Linked DNA regions of Homo sapiens: region 1 is linked to region 2. Evidence: chromatin loops called from intact Hi-C (ENCODE). Cell type or tissue: PC-9. All regions are shown on one strand.

Region 1 (8,000 bases), 49 kb before region 2:
TTAAACTGAATAAATATGTAAAGTGCTAGGTAAACTTTAGGCTTTCCCTCAGGTTTTGCCCCACAAAATCAGAATGATTCTTTGGCCTTTAATTTGGGGACAGAGAGGCAAATGACAATAACATTAGGAAATGTTGGAAATGTTAAAAATCAAACAATCTCTAGGGGCCAGAACGTCTCTAGGCAGAAGGAGGGTCCGGTAAAATCTCCCCTCCCCCATTCAGTTAGGAGGCACGTCAGAAAGTGTTGAGAGTGTAGGGGGCCTCAGTGGCCCCTGCACTAGGAAGGCAGCAGCAGGCGTTCCTGCTCCTACAGGAGACAGGCTGGCCCATCTCGGGAGGCACTTAGTGCTTCTTAACTAAAGGCGATTCTGCCCTCCAGGGAGCATTGGCAACGTCTGGAGACATCCGACTGTCACAACAGGGGAGTACTACTGGCATCTGGTGGGTGGAAGCCAGGGATGCCACTGAACATCCTATAATGCAAGGAGAGGGAGGACAGGGTCCCCCTACAACAAAGAATTCTCCAGCCTCCAATGTCAATAGTACTGAGGTTGAGAAACTCCGGGCTAGTAAGAAAGCCGGGTCCAAATTCCAACTCTCTCATTAATAGCATTGTTACTTTGGGAAGGTATTTAACTTCTGTGTGCTGGTTTCTACATCTGTAAAATGAGGATGATAATCACAGTACCGTCATAAGGTGGTTGTGAGCATCCAATGAGTTTACAGTAGGGATTGTGTTTAAATTACTGACTAGGACATAGGAAAACCCTATGTAGGAGCTGGGAATTGAACCATCTCCCATTGGAGATGCCACCTGGGGTCATAGCTCTTCCCCCAGGGGCCACATCCTTGCCTCCCTCCCAGAGAGTTTCTCTCTTCCCTAGGCTACACATCCCCATTCTTTTCAGCTGACACAGTGCCCAGAGGCTTTACCATGCTGTTCTGTTTTCTGGAAGGATTCTGTCAGAGTTACTTTTTTAAAAAGCCACCCTAATCACAAGGTCAAGAGATCGAGACCATCCTGGCCAACATGGTGAAACCCTGTCTCTACTAAAAATACAAAAATTAGCTGGGCGTGGTGGCGGGCATCTGTAGTCCCAGCTATTCAGGAGGCTCAGGCAGGAGAATTGCTTGAACCCGGGAGGTGGAGGTTGCAGTGAGCCGAGATTGCACCATTGCACTCCAGCCTGGCAATAGAGTGAGACTCCATCTCAGAAAAAAAAAAGCCACCCTAGATTGTACCCCACAAGCCCAGTGTCCTGAAAGCACAGAGGGACCACCACACTATCACCTTCCTAACCCGATGCAACCCTCTGGTGAATGTTATCTAAGATGGGGTTGGCATTTGTCATGAGAGTTGTGAGCTGCCGTTGGCTACTTATACTTTGATCAATTGGAAACTGCCAGCCCTGCTTCAGCAGAGGAGGAGCCCCAGGGTGGAAAGGGTCCTGAGAGGACATCACAGAGTACGTGGCTCTCCAGCAACAAGTGCTGTATCAAAAAGGAATTTTCTACTCAGCCTGAAAATTCAGTGAACTAAAACTCTGCTTTCCTTGGGATTAGGTAGGGTAGCATTGAACTGAAAAGATCCTCCCAGAAAAGCTATGTCACCAAGCAGGAGACCCTGACCCTTGCATGCCTTATTCCTCTTTCGCCTCATCTCCTCAGTGGGGTTATTAGTCTGATTCACTCTATCATTTCCTAAACTCCTCAGAGGATAGCCTCTTCTGGAAACAGGATCATATAAAAGATTCTCCTGGCCGAGCGTGGTGGCTTGAGCCTGTAATCCCAGCATTTTGGGAGACCAAGACGGGTGGATCACCTGAGGTCAGAAGTTCGAGACCAGCCTGGTCAATATGGCAAAACACTGTCTCTACTAATAAACAAATACAAAAATTAGCAAGGTGTGATGGTGCGCACCTGTAATCCCAGGTACTCGGGAGGCTGAGGCAGGAGAATCACTTGAACCCAGGAGACAGAGGGTGCAGTGAGCTGAGATTGTGCCATTGCACTCCAGCCTGAGTGACACTCCGTCTCAAAAAAAAAAAAAAAAGAAAGAAAGAAAGAAAAGATTCTCCTTTGTCTAACAACTTCACCCCACAGCAGTCTGCAGAGTAGCAGTTTGACAAATAAAACGGGAGATGCAGCTACTGCAAATAGCAAAAACCACTTCACTTCCAAATTTCCCAAGTCCCGGGGGAGCCCACTTAAGCATTCCTCCAATAGAGAGCCTGTTAAACCGTAATGGCTTTAATTTGGTCCAATTAACCTCACACTGGGCTAACTTCTGCCCTTAGCTATGGGTTGGCAGCTACTGCTGACTCCAGGTACAGTAGTGGGCAGGTAACACCAGAAACTAACTCGGCGAATGAAAGGAAAATATGTTCGCCACATCCTCCAAGCAGGAGGGGAAAAACGACCTGGCTCAGGCATGCTGCTCCAAAGTGCACATTCAACCCAGAAATCTTCCAAGAAGCCAAATGAGGTGAAAACAGGACATGTCAACTGAGAATGCGAGTGAGTTTTGTTTGTTTGTTTTACATTGTCAGTTGCCTTTCATTTGCAGAACATGCTGAATGGATGTGATTTCCAGCTCTCTGTGATTATAAGTCTGATTCAATTCCTTTCAAGGCATAAAAGCCTTTTCTTGCCGAGTTGTCTTTGGGAATTCTTCACTTGAAGTTTATTCTTTCAGTATAAGGCTGCCCTGCCCAAGTGGGAGACCGAGAGCCTGCTGTCTCTTTTACACACAGCGACCTGTGTGGGGTCCTCCACACCCAGGATTAATGTTCTTCTTTTTGGACATTTGAATGGTGGTTTTCACCGTCAATGGGCTATGGTTTGTAACTGAATAATGGGAAATGACAATAGAACACTTGGGGCGGGGACTGGAGAGCTGAGGTCCTCTGACCCAGCCACCTGTATTATATAAGAGAAATCAGAACCCAGACTCCAGAGCGTGCTCCCAGAACCCTGGGGTCCTGAGAGGGTTAAGTGGAGGGGTGTGGGGGAAGAAGCTGAGCACATCGAACCCCTCTTCCTGTTCAACTAGAGCATCTCCATTTTGATATATTTTCAACTTTTAAAGTTTTACATTTATACAGAAAAGTGCACCAATCACAAATGCACAGCTCGATGAACTTTTACAAACAGAACACATCTGCAGAACCAGCCCAGATCCAGAAACAGGGCCACCCCTCACTGCTGCCTTTCAACACCACCCCAGAAAGAAACCACTGCCCTGGACTCTCACAGCATCTCAGTGATACATTTTATACATTCAGGCTCCACATAGGATTGTTTTAAACTTTTTATTTTGAAATAATTATAGATTCACAGGAAGTTGCTAAGAGAGTACAGAGAAGCACATTGAATTTTATATTCATTTTCAACGTTCAGAAACAAAATTTTTAAGTTAAAAAACCGGTGGTTTAAACTAAATTAGCAAATGGACGGGTTTTGGAGCCAGGCCACGTGAGATTGAGTCCACATTCTTTCCCTTACCAGCACATGACCCCAGACTTGTCCCCTAATCATCCTGAGCTGCAGATGAGGCTCATACCTCCTTCCTGCTATTGGTGGGATTAAAATCAAAGTGAGACCGTGTGCACTGCAGGAGGTGCCCGGAGTGATGGATGCGGCAGGAGTGTTCAAGCAGTGCCTCTCCCATCTGCAGCTTCGTCCGGTTTCCAGTCAAGCACTACTGCACGCCCAGCACCCCAGCTCCTCCACCATTCCTCTGCCTCCCATGCCTGCAGCAGCTTCGCCCTCCAGCTGTTGGGGCAGGTGGGGTCTGGAGGAGTAGCCACCTGGATAGGAGAGCTGGGGAGGACTGACGAAGCAGGCCTGCCCTAGGTGCCTCACCTGTGGGCTGGCCATTGTGAAATCAGCCCTGTTCATGTGCCACCTGAAAAGGCTACCCTACCCTCCCCCCCCACCCCCACCCCCGACGCTGGGAAAGGGTGTGGCTCTCTGCTCATTAAGGAAGCATTCCCACTGTGGATGGGTAACAAAAGGCAACCCTCAAGGAGTGACCTTACTAAATCCAAAGGAATCCGGCCTCCTCTCATTAGTGGGAGGGTAGCTGAGGGTGACTCTTGGCCAGCCGGCCCTGAGTCATTGAGGGAAGAAAGGCCAAGCCTGCATGACCCATCTCAGAGGCCTTGCCCTGGACAGAAAGGGACCTGGAGCCACCCGAGAGATAACATCTGGGCGGGCCTGGGGCTGGATCCACCTGTCCACTCTGCGCACCTAAGGCCGTGCCTGCCACACCTCCAGATCCAGGAAGTTAGCAGGCAGGCAGCAGTACTCAGGGAGGCCTCCAGATCAGCCCCCAAAGGTCTACACTGTGGAACCTGCTTCTCCTCTCAGGAAAGACTTCTGGCCTCACCCCCTCTTCTAGAGCATGCGATTCTAATGAAATGGAGCTTCTCACTGGAGCCCAGGTTTCCATTCTACCCATGTCACCTGTCCCTAGAGGAAAGGCTACCCTCCTTGCCCCTGCAGGGGTTGCCCTGTTGTACCTCTGTGAGGGCTTGGTCCTGGCCCTACGTGCCTCCTCTCTCTGCCTTCCAGAGGCTTCTCTGCTCCAGCACTTCCCTTGGGCCCACCCTCTGGGGGTTTTCAGTCCAAGAATGGATGGAGAGGAAGAACCTGTCCCTCTGGTTGCCTACCATCTCTCAGGTGTCAAAATGTGGCACACTCCAGTGACACCTCTGGGGACCAGAGCATGAGCCAGCCTGTACCTTGAGGCAGCTGTGCCATTCTGGGAATTTTCCCCTTTCCTTCCTCAGTGGTTAATCTTAGGGTGGCAGTTTTAAGCCTAAGGTCAGGAAGCTCTGGCAGAAGAGGCAATGATGTTGATGGTGATAATGATAATAATAATAGATAGGGTGGCTGGAGGGATGGTGAGTGGCGTGGGAGTGAGGATGAGTCCCAGGTGGTAGTCTTAAGCAGTCTGGACACCCTGCTGCTAATGATAGGCATCACTTATTGAATACCTATATGAACCATGGGTTGCACTACGTGCTTTGCACGTGTTGTGCCACTTAATCCTCCCAATAACTCTATGGAGGTCATCATCATAGGGTTACGATGTCCTGTAAGTAACTTGCTTAAGGTCATGTAGCTAGTAAACACAGAACTAGAACATGAATGCAAGTCTGTGTGACTCCATGCTCCTTTCCTTTTTCTCTCTCTGTCCCTTGTTCACCCTACAGAAACTCTTAACCTTCCTAATTTTCTATTCTAGAAAGGGTTTATTTTTAGCTAACCACCTGCTATGCTTGTTGAGAATAACCAACACCTGTTAAAGCTTAAGGTGTCACCCACCCTGGGGGTATTTGCATTTTAATGGAAACCTGGGTGACAAGATAGTAACCAACACTTGCGTAGAGCAGTGGCTCTCAAAGTGATGATGTAGGCATTACAGTTTGTAGACACTGTTTGCATTCATTATCCCATTGTTTTATAGCAGTGCTTCTCAAACTTTAGAGGGCATCGGAATCACCTGGAGACTTGTGCAATCACAGATTACTGGGCCTCACCCAGAGTTTCTGATTCTGCAGGTTTGGAAGGGCCTGAGAATTTGCCTTTTCAACAAGTTCCAGGTGATGCTGGTAATGCTGGCCTGGGAACTACATTTTGGGAACTATTGCATTGTAGCAATCCAATAAAATTAGAATAGCAAGCATTATTGTTTCCATTTTTTAGACAAAGAAATTGAAGTGCAGGGACATTAGATGACTTGTGGTTGAGTGATGGAGTTATCAAAAAGCAGGCGAAGGACTTTGACCCAAGATAGGACTCTTCTATACCATTATTTCTCAACAGGTCTGGGCAGTACTGAGATTACTGCAAAGATGATTCAAAAAAATTATATGAGCCTCTACTAGATCACCCAGGTGGCTATGGAGACCTGAATGCTGCCTGCTCTTCAGGGCACATGGCTGCATTTGTGTATGCAAAGGCATTACCCCAGTGAAGTGAGAGCACGTGGCAGGGAAGCCTGCCAGACTCAAAGGCCTCATTCACGTGTATGCAGACGTGTCGCACACAGACCCGTTTTACTTTACTTTCATCTAACAGTTTGCAGCGAGAATTGGCCAACAGGACCCAAATTCTGTCTTCAAGTGGAAAAGGCAGAGGTCTCCAAAGGCTGGAGCCAGAGCTGGCTCTCAAGGATTGCTCCTAGCAGAGCTTTGGTTAAGTATGAGTACGACATCCCTGAAGGAAAAATAGCCCTGCAGTTACTAACTTCCACAATGTACCTGGGTGCAAAGGCATCCTCTGCTAATGGCATTATTAAAGTCCAGTGCAGAAACAGATGCAGACTCATGCTAACTTGACCACTTAATTCAGTGTTGGCAATTTAGTTTCAGCAAAACCAGACACTTACCTGAGAGCCATAGGATTAAGGAGTTTTTATTAAATGTCATATCTAGCTTATATTTAATTTGGACATATTCAAGAAACAAACATGGCGAAAATAATTTAAATCCATACTAAGAGGTTTGAGGGGTTTTGTTGTTTGTTTTTTTAAACAGACAGCCATACTTCTTAAGTTTCAGAAATGCTGCTGTATCTATGTTGCCCTGGCTTGAGATCCTAATAAATCCCAAGGTATCACCTTGGGATACCCCGGGATGCAGAAGGCAAATCCCACCGTACGTGATGCCTCTCCTTCCCCAACCCCCAAGTGCTGCCGTGACTTCTCTTACAAAAGTGAAATTGAGTTATAAGAATATGATGAAAAGTTTTGATAAATGGAACTAAAGAACATAATAGTAAATTAAAGTAAAACGGTATAAAAAAAAAAAGGAAGAGAGAGAGATGTCCCCACAAAGCATTCTGTGGCCTGAATGGTAGTGTGGCAGGGTAAGGGTCATGGGGACCTGGTCACACCATTGCCCCAGGGCAACCAGTATCAGGAGTTTTACAGCCAGGTAGTCAGGAGGAACTTAGTCATCCTGGTGCAGTGGAAAGGGCATTGGATTTAAAGGCAGTCTGTATGGGTGATGTTGTACAAGCTTGTAGTCCCAGCTACTCTGGAGGCTGAAACAGGAGGATCACTTGAGCCCAGGAGTGGGAGGATGGAGGATGCAGTGAGCTATGATCACTCCACTGCATTCCAGCTTGGGTAACAGAGCAAGACTCTGTCTCTTAAAGAAAAAAAGAAAAAAAATTACAAAATAAAAATAAAGGCAGACTGTAGGCTCTGCTCTAGCATTTCCAAGTCATGTGACTTTAGACAGCTTATTTAGCTTCTGAGCCTCATTTTTACTGTCTGTAAAATGGGAACTGTGCTCAGAGTGCTTCCCGCTTTTAAAGGAGATCAAGCAGGAGCCTGTCTACACTGGGAAGCTCCAGACACATTTGCCCTTATTGTTTCATCTGTCCTTTTTCCAAGTGCTGTCTGTCTCCCCCACCAATTCTGTAACTCTGCTCTTCTATCTCACTGCTCCTCCTACCCCATCCTCAAGGCATTACCAGCCTCTCAGTCCCCATTGGCAGGAGGGTTCGGCTCCACGGAGGCCAATTTCCAGGGCATGCCAAGGGAGGGTCGATTCTAATCTTGCTAAACCTGGGCGGGCCCTGGAAGTCTTCTGGTCCCACCCCTCTTGGAGAGATAAGGAAGTGAAACCAGACACGGTGGATGTGACCTTCTTAATGCATCACCTGGACAAAGATCGAGGAATGTACTCTCGGATTCTTTTTCAATAAGTTCTCTCTTTTCCCCATTCTTCCTCTTATATACAAGGATGGAAAAGGGGCCAGATTTTCTGGAGGCTTGAGGCCCATTTGGCAGAGAGAGTGACACACAGAGAAAAGCCAGAGAACCCCGTCTGGGTGGGAGAAGCAGGTCAGGAGTCAAATGCCTGGGAACAGAGGGCATGGTGGCAGGGGACAAAAAAAGAGAGCTACTGGAGAGTTCCAGTCCCTGGGAGGATTCAGAAGGAAAGCTGAGATATTCCTGTTAGGAATATTCTCGGCCCGGTGC
Region 2 (8,000 bases):
TGCATAGTGCGGAAGGGTAGACAGAGATTGACTTCTGAGAGAGGAAGGAGAATATTTAGAAGGTAATCAGGGGCCGGAGGAAAGAGATGAGAGGGCAACTTTCCAGCCGGGCATGGTGGCTCACACCTGTAATCCCAGCACTTTGGGAGGCTGAGGTGAGCGGATCACCTGAGGTTAGGAGTTCGAGACCAGCCTGGCCAACACGGTGAGACCCTGTCTCTAATAAAAGTACAAAAATTAGCTGGCCATGGTGGCACGTGCCTGTAGTCCAAGCTACTCGGGGGGCTGAGGCAGAAGAATCACTTGAACCCAGGAGGTGGAGGTTGCAGTGAGCCAAGATTGTGCCACTGCACTCCAGACTGAGCGACAGAGCGAGACTCTGTCTCAAAAAAAAAAAAAAAAAAAAAAAACAACTTTCCTTTTATAGTATATCCACTTCAAAAACTTTTTGCTGTTCAAATTTTCTACAATGTGCATGTATTGGCCATTTTTAAAAGTAGATAATATATATTTAAATTTTGGAAGCAATGCCCTTCTTTGTGTTATTTGTGTCCTCTGAGATGCAAGTAATTTATTGGGGAACACACCTGTAATGGAAAATGGGGATGGAGCCAGAGGCGATGGGGAGGACGCTCAGAGTGTGATGAAGGTCTGACCCTGGAGAAGACAGGAGAGAGGGAAGGAAATTTGGACAAGGTCAGTGAACGTCCTTGAGCCAAAATTGCCCATCAGAAGTCCCACCTCTCCCAGGAGAAGGCGTGCCTTCCTATTCCTGCTACACTGAGAGGTTGGCTGAGGGCAGCCCCTGGGAAGCGCAGCCTCAGATGTGTTGATGGATTCAGAGCACAGCAGCTGGGGCCCTCGATCAGCTGCACTCCCTGCAGCAGATCTCATGGCTGTGGCCCCTCCAAAATCTGTGCTGATCACCTCTTCACTGAAGTTTGCAAATATTGCTCTTATGTGATGACTTCCTTGATTTTATAGTTACAGTGACTTGGATTCTTCTGATTCTAGGAAGTAACTTTTTTCTTTAATCATTTATTCATCCATTCATTTAACCAGTCTTTATTAAATACTTACCACATGTTATGTACTGAGCTAAGTGCTGGGGACACAAAAGTGAATAAAACAGACCTGGGTCCCAGATTCATGGACTTGAGGATCTGCTGAGCAGGCAGAAATGAATCAAACGATCAGCCAGCATATAACTTCCAACTCTAGTGAATGCTGCAGAGAAAAAGTGTAGAAAGTCATGATGCATCTGACACCAGTTGGAGTTTGGGGAAGGCTCCACAAAAGATGTGAAATATTAGAAATAAATGCTTATTGAGAAAACAGTGTGCAGAAGAGTGTAAAGTACAAAACCAGGCCAGGTGGTGGCTCACGCCTGTAATCCCAGCACTTTGGGAGGCTGAGGCAGGAGAATTGCTTGAGCTCAGGAGTTCAAGACCAGCCTGGGCAACATAACAAGATCCTGTTTCCACAAAAGATCAAAAAATGAGCCAGGTGTGGTGGCACGTGCCTCCCATAGTCCCAGCTACTCAGGAGGCTTTGGTGGGAGGATCTCTTGAACCAGAAGGTCAAGGGTGCAGTGAGCTGAGATTGTGCCTCAGCACTCCAGCCAGGGTGACAGAGTGAGACCATGTATCAAAAAAACAAAAACTAAAAAAAGAACAAAACTAAAATCACTCATAATTCTAGAACCAGAAATAACATCACCTGGCAGCTTTCTTTGTCTTTTACAAAAAATGCAGTTGTCTAATACAGCATTGTTCAATAGAACGGAATGTGAGCCACATATGTAATTAAAAATTTTTAAGACTCTTGAGACATTTTATAAAATTTTTGGAGAAGTGCTGTTCTCATTTGCATTGCTGGCAGTCCCCAGAGTGCATGTCTCACTGTGACTCTGGCAGTGGTGACCAATGTAATTTCCTCTAAATTTGTTAATTTGATTTGTCAAATTTGGCATTTCCTTATTTTCACAAACAATTCCGAAGTCTTTGCATTCTAGAGAGGCTGAACATTCTTTGTCCCTCTGCTCATTAGCTAATTCATTTCTAGTTTTACATTACTAATTTTCTTCTTTTAGAAGTGAATGAATGGTGCCTCTTACATTGAATGGAGTCAGATGAAGCCTGATACTTGTATTTATTTTCATATGCTAACATGGTTTGATTTCAAATCTCACCAACAATGGTTAAGCTTTGCCGACTGGGAGATGCAGTGCTGAGTATTAGGGGAAATACACTGAGAGCTGGAGGGTGCTCACAGGAAGCATACAAGTCCTGGAGGAAAACAGCAGGCCGGGCACAGCAGCTGAACCATGAGGCTGTGCACACTCAGGTACCATGGGACGTCTGGGTGCCCACGAGAGCAAGAGTGGGGCTGGGTAGCTGACTCTGGAGGGATCAGGTTCATGGAAGCAGTGAGATTTGAAACAGATCTGGGGGAGAAGGATCTCCGCGAGCAGGGTGGGATGAGAGGAGCCGAGGGCTGGGCTGGAACGTAGTGGTGTCTAATAGCAGATGTGGGAGACAAAGCAGGAAGGTCTGCTGGGCCCCTGTTCTAGCAGAATTTAAATAACCCCCTGAGGCTTTATTTTATAGATTTTGAGAACCTGGCCAGGCGTGGTGGCTCATGCCTCTAATCTCAGCACTTTGGGAAGCTGAGGTGGGTGGGACACTTGAGGTCAGGAGTTCGAGACCAGCCTGGCCAACATGGTGAAACCCCGTCTCTACTAAAAATGCAAAATTAGCTGGGCTTGGTGGTGCACACCTGTAATCCCAGCAACTTGGGAGGCTGAAGCAGGAGAATCCCTTGAGCCCAGGAGGTGGAGGTTGCAGTGAGCCAAGATTGTGCCACTGCACTCCAGCCTGGGCGACAGAGTAAGACTATTTCAAAAAAAAAAAAAAGAATTTTGAGGACTTGATGGTGCTTTTAAGCTGTTTTATTTTTCCTTTGAGAAGAGAAAATCCTAATTCACAGAGCTTTTCAAGGGAAAGGGCCTAAAGAGAGAAAAGGTGGCGTATCCTCAGCTCTTCCGCTGAGGTCAGCCTACCAAGGAGAGATCAGCTTTAGTTCCTCAGAGACATGCCCAGTGATTCCAGGTGTGTGCAGGAGAGTGGCCAAACAGCTAAGGCAATAAGTCTGTTCTGAAGAAGACTTCTGTGTGTCAGGGGCCCACCTGCCGTGGCCAGGGAGGCTCTGCTCGTGCTTGAACCAGGCTTCTGCCAGGCGCCCTCCACCCACTCCATGCCTGCCCTCTCCACCCACCCCCTCCTCTACCCCCTCCCCTTCACCACCTCCCACACCCTCTTCACCCCTGCCCCTAAACCCCCACCTACCCCGGGGTCTAGTCCTTTGGGGGGAACATGAACTTGGCCTTCTTTAGAGCAGGCTGACCAATGGCTACCTCCATTCAGAAATGCTTGCTGTAACTCAGGACATCCTGTGTTGGCTGTGTCCCAAAGTCCAGGTGAAAATCTCCCGGGCCTCTGCACATCTTAGGAAGGAAGAGGGACCAAGCATCTAATGAGGTCTCTGATCTGGAGAGGAGAAGCACCTTGAGCCAGGGAAAGCCTCTTCCAGCACAGACAAGGCAGCCCTTTCTTTAGTGGGTGTCCTTTTCAGAACCAGGTGTTGCTAAGATTTAAAAGGTATTCTGTTTGCTAATTCAACTGAAATACACACAATCCGCCCCCAGTGCTGGGTTCAACATCTTTTTGCCAAGGCGGTTTTTACAAATGCTGATGAACCACTCCATGTGGCTTCCTAGGCAAGCACATTCCTCAAGCATTTTGACACCGGCTAATGATTTAAAGTCCCTTTGGCTCCATAAACAGTGGAGGCCGGCCCAAAGTGTTGGCTGATTAGAAACCCACTGGGCAGGCTCGCCCAAAAGGGCCTGGGGCTGGGTGAGCGCTCTACCTGGCTTCCCTCCTTGGGTGAGGAGGAGTGGGGTGGAAGGAAGGTGAGAAGGTGGTGCCCCTTTTCTGGATCTCTTGGTTTCCCTTTGACTCTCCATCTAGTATTCTCTGCATACACACACACTCGCACACACACACGCGCACACACATGCACACTCATATGCACACGCACACTCGTCTCTGCCTATGACTGTTCGATATCTTGTTGAATAGGCTCTGTGAAGGGCTGGGGGAGGGGCACATGTTGGAGAGAATGCCTACTTTTACTTCACTCGCAAAGATTCATCCCAAATTCTGTGGGGGTGTGTTGGCAAGGAGGGGAGGCAAGACTAAACAGAGGGGATAAAAACTTGCATCCGCATGATTGCTTTTTAAAAATATGACAACTTGTGAAAGCTTTATTTTCTGTTTATAGTGAAAGGCATTTCTTCTTGCCATTTACAGAGCAATTCTGCAAGAGAGCTTCAGCAAAATTCCAAAACAATCGCATCGAGAGTCGGCACAACGCAGGTCTCCCGACTTTGACTGGTTCCAGACGAAGTTTCTTTTGTCGTTTGCTAGCCTCCAGGGATGCAATCTCTACACTCTCTGTGGGATGGAGGGGGAAGGTGAGTGGAGGGAACATTAAATATTAGGAAACCCGAAGAAAAAGCAAAAGCAACTGCTTTCTCAGGCTGCCCTTCGGAGGTTCGTAGTCCGGGAACGATGAAGGGAGACTGCCACCTATGGGCCAGGTTCCAGGGACGCCCGCACGTGGCGTTCTGCGGGACAGACGCAGTCTTAAGGTAGAAGGGAAGGCGTCTTCATGGGACAGTGAGTCACCGCACACTCTGCTTGCAGGCAGAAGCACTCTTAACTCATTCAGGACAGATGAGCATTTTCCCAATTTAAAGGACACTTTTTTTTTTTTTTAAACAAGAGTGTGATCTTGTAAGCCAAGTTTTGTAATACAAACAAAATAATGGAACTGACACCCCAGGACCCACCATTTAAATTAAACAGATGTTCAGTTCAGTTTGGCTGCTAGGTTCCACAGTGGGATCCACTCCAGCACTATACCTGAAATTGTGTGGCTGCTTAACAAAAATGAATCAGCATAATGAATCAGAGATAAACATCCTCTTGCCGTGCCGTCCCAGTAGAAAAGCAACAGGATAAATAACAATTGGGCAAATATCAAACCCATTCCAGCAGATGCCTGTGGGTGGGGGCAAGGGAAATGAAAGTGGAATCAGACACAAAGGGGAATATAAAAGGAAGCACAGTTGTAAAACTAGAGAGGGACCTCACATACAGTCACGGTAATGGGATAAGAACTGAGGAGTATAATTCAATCACCTCTGCTCCCAACGTGAAAAAGAAAAGTTATATGCTTTGAGCTTGGCAAGTGGGAGACGGCTACTGTGTTATAATGGTTCCAATGGTATCATACAGTTGTCCTTTGATATTTGAGATCTATGTGTTCGTGAATAGCAAATCCTATTATTCCCATTGTCTTCCATTATAAAATCAGATCTGCCACACAACACCTATACGATACTGGATTTAGAGTAACCAAGCAGTCCCGACTCCTGTTGCAGAGAAGGGAGTGGTGTAGGTATTTGTGTGTGCATTTTTTTGTCTGAGTGTGTGTACATGTGCATGTATATGAAAGCATGTGTGTATGTATGAGTGTTTAAAAAAGGAGCTCAGGAAGGATTATGGTTCTGTCACTCCAAACCAAAGGAGATTTAAGGTCCTCTGCCCAGCATTGTAGCACCTAGAGAAAAGCTAACCCTGTCCAGGGAGGCATCTCCCCTGAATAGGCACATGTACTGAATAGGCACACTGCCTTCCAGACCCATCAGAAAGGCAGAGTTGGGCTGTAGAGTCTTCAACAGAAATCAGCAAGTAAAACTTGGGATGCTAGAATGGTACTGTACTTTCAGCAAGTGGCAAAGGAAACACAGGAAAGAATCCAACAGAAGCAGGATGGGGATTTTCTGGGCAGACTAGTAGGCTGGGTGAGGGAGAATAACCCAGTGTTGCACTCTATGTATAATCCACATTTTGTTTGCCCATTTTGCTCCTGAAGGACCTGTAGGAGACAGGAGCTAGGCCAGAACTGTTCTCTTAGCCCCACCAACTAAGGGTTAGTAGCATCAGTTCCTAAGTGAAGAAGAACTGGCAACCGATACCAGAATCCATCGAATGTCCTTTAGGGTTCTTTATACATAAAAACATAAATAGTGCCAAATTCTCATTAGTAGCTCAGTTGCTCTTTAAAAAAACACTCCTTTTATCTTTTATGAAGTGTAAGTTCAAGAGTCTTTCTAGATGTTGTAATATTCGGACACCTGGTTTAGGAGGCCTCTCTCTCCCCCCTTCATATATGTGAACCATAACCAGGAAGATCTGAGTATCTTTAACGTATATTAGTAAATTATATATACTATCGTTTCATGTACTTTACATTTTATGTAAATTATATTGTATAAATATTTATGTTGCATCTTTCTAGTTTATCATTACACATTTTAGATGTATCCATGTAGGTGATAAGGATCTAGTTCACTCATTTTAATGGCTGTGCAGCATTGCATTGCATGAATAATCCACATTTGATTTGCCCATTTTGCTCCTGAAGGTCAGGTAGCTTGTTTCCACTTTTAAGCTATTACCCAGAGTGCTGAAAGAATGTGCTTTTGTTCATATCTCCTTGGACCCACGTGTCTCTTGGGAACTTCTAGACATATAGTGGCAGAATTTTTGGTCATAGGTTATGCATTAACTTTACCAGGTGTTGCCAAATCGCTCTCTACAGTGGGTCTGTCATTTTTACATGCCCACTAGCAGTGGATGTAAGTATCCATTTCTCCATTCTCATCAACTTTTGGTATTGTCAGAGTTTTTTCAAGAAATTCCCACTCTAATAGGCATGAAATAGTATCTATTTGTTTTAATTTGCATCTCCTTGACTACTAATAAAGGCGAGCACATTTTCATGCGTCTATAGACCATTAAATGTCCTCTTTTGCCGATTGCTTGTTAACATCCTTAAGCTTTTTTGATGTTCGGTTGTTGCTCTTTTTCTTGCTTATTTGTAGGAACTAGTTGTACATTTTGGATAGTAATCTTTGGTTGGAAATGTGGGATATAACTATTTTCTCCAAGTCTGTGTTTGTCTTCTTGCTTTGCTGTTAGTGCCATTTGTCATTAAGAAGTTTAAAAAAATTATCTACTTCAACTTCTCACTTTTCCATGATAATTTTTGGTTTTGTATTGTTTAAGAAACCCTACCCTCCTTGGATGTCATTGAAATATTTTCCTGTAGTTCTGTCTAAATGTTTACTGCTTTTCCTTAACACATCTGAAATTTATTTTTGTTCACACAGTGAGGTACGAATCTAATTTTTCTCTTAGAAAATATTATTAGCCAATAGTCACAGTGCCATTTATTGAATAGTCATCCTTTCCCTGCTGATTTGCAGTGTCACCTCTTATATCCTAAGTTCCTACTTATGTGTGTTTCTAACTTTTTCAGAAAATTTGCCCCATTGATCTATTTAGCTAAATGCTGATACCAGAATATTTTATTTCATTTTCCAGGTGTAATTTTATTCCACTTTCTCCAACTTCAGAGTTCCAACCTTAGAGGACAGAGCATTATGTGGAGGGAGGGTAAAGACTTGATATGAAAAAAGTGATAATGACATACCCCTGGTTCATTTCTGGGTTTCTTCCTAGGCCAATTCAAAGCCTCAAAATAAGGTCAAGTAACACAATAGGCTCACACTTGCATTACAAGCTGTTTAGAAAATGTGCCTAGATCTCTGACTCAGACAAGATGTCCTCCCCACCATGGGCAAGGGCTGGTGGGCAAGACACTCCCAGCCTTCTTCCAATACTAATAAATAACCTGCAGAATGAGCAGCGCTGGAGAGCTGGCCCTTGACCCACCCACTGCTACCGTTGTGGAGCCAGGCCTGCCTCATAGCCCTCTGTCTTCATGTCATTGAGCTCTAGCTCCTCATTTTAGTCAAAGGTGTGCTTATAATGCTCCGCCTTCATCTCAGGATCATCTTCAGTTGC

The links. A loop is a pair of places that touch in the nucleus more often than their neighbours do. Peaks named below come from ENCODE experiments on the same cell type or tissue, not always from the same donor. Only the 100,000 strongest peaks of a DNase experiment are listed, where the experiment ranks them.
Region 1: it touches region 2 in a loop (7-fold over the local background); 7 of 110 quality-filtered maps call a loop at or near these places.

The regions. Positions count from the first base shown.
Region 1 is chr6:108,728,560-108,736,559 of GRCh38, forward strand. No RefSeq gene overlaps it. Among named protein-coding and RNA genes, the nearest start is that of LINC00222, 19 kb to the right of the region's middle. RefSeq lists enhancers at 1,965-2,892, 3,227-4,019, 4,020-4,811, 7,793-8,000. In PC-9, CTCF peaks have their summits at 7,257 and 7,457; DNase peaks (open chromatin) are centred at 4,142, 6,952 and 7,612; H3K4me3 peaks cover 3,114 bases; H3K27ac peaks cover 5,774 bases.
Region 2 is chr6:108,777,815-108,785,814 of GRCh38, forward strand. It overlaps the pseudogene ZPR1P1. Among named protein-coding and RNA genes, the nearest start is that of LINC00222, 30 kb to the left of the region's middle. RefSeq lists an enhancer at 4,552-4,601. In PC-9, a CTCF peak has its summit at 4,679 (motif pointing left); DNase peaks (open chromatin) are centred at 4,737 and 5,087; H3K4me3 peaks cover 1,817 bases; H3K27ac peaks cover 2,915 bases.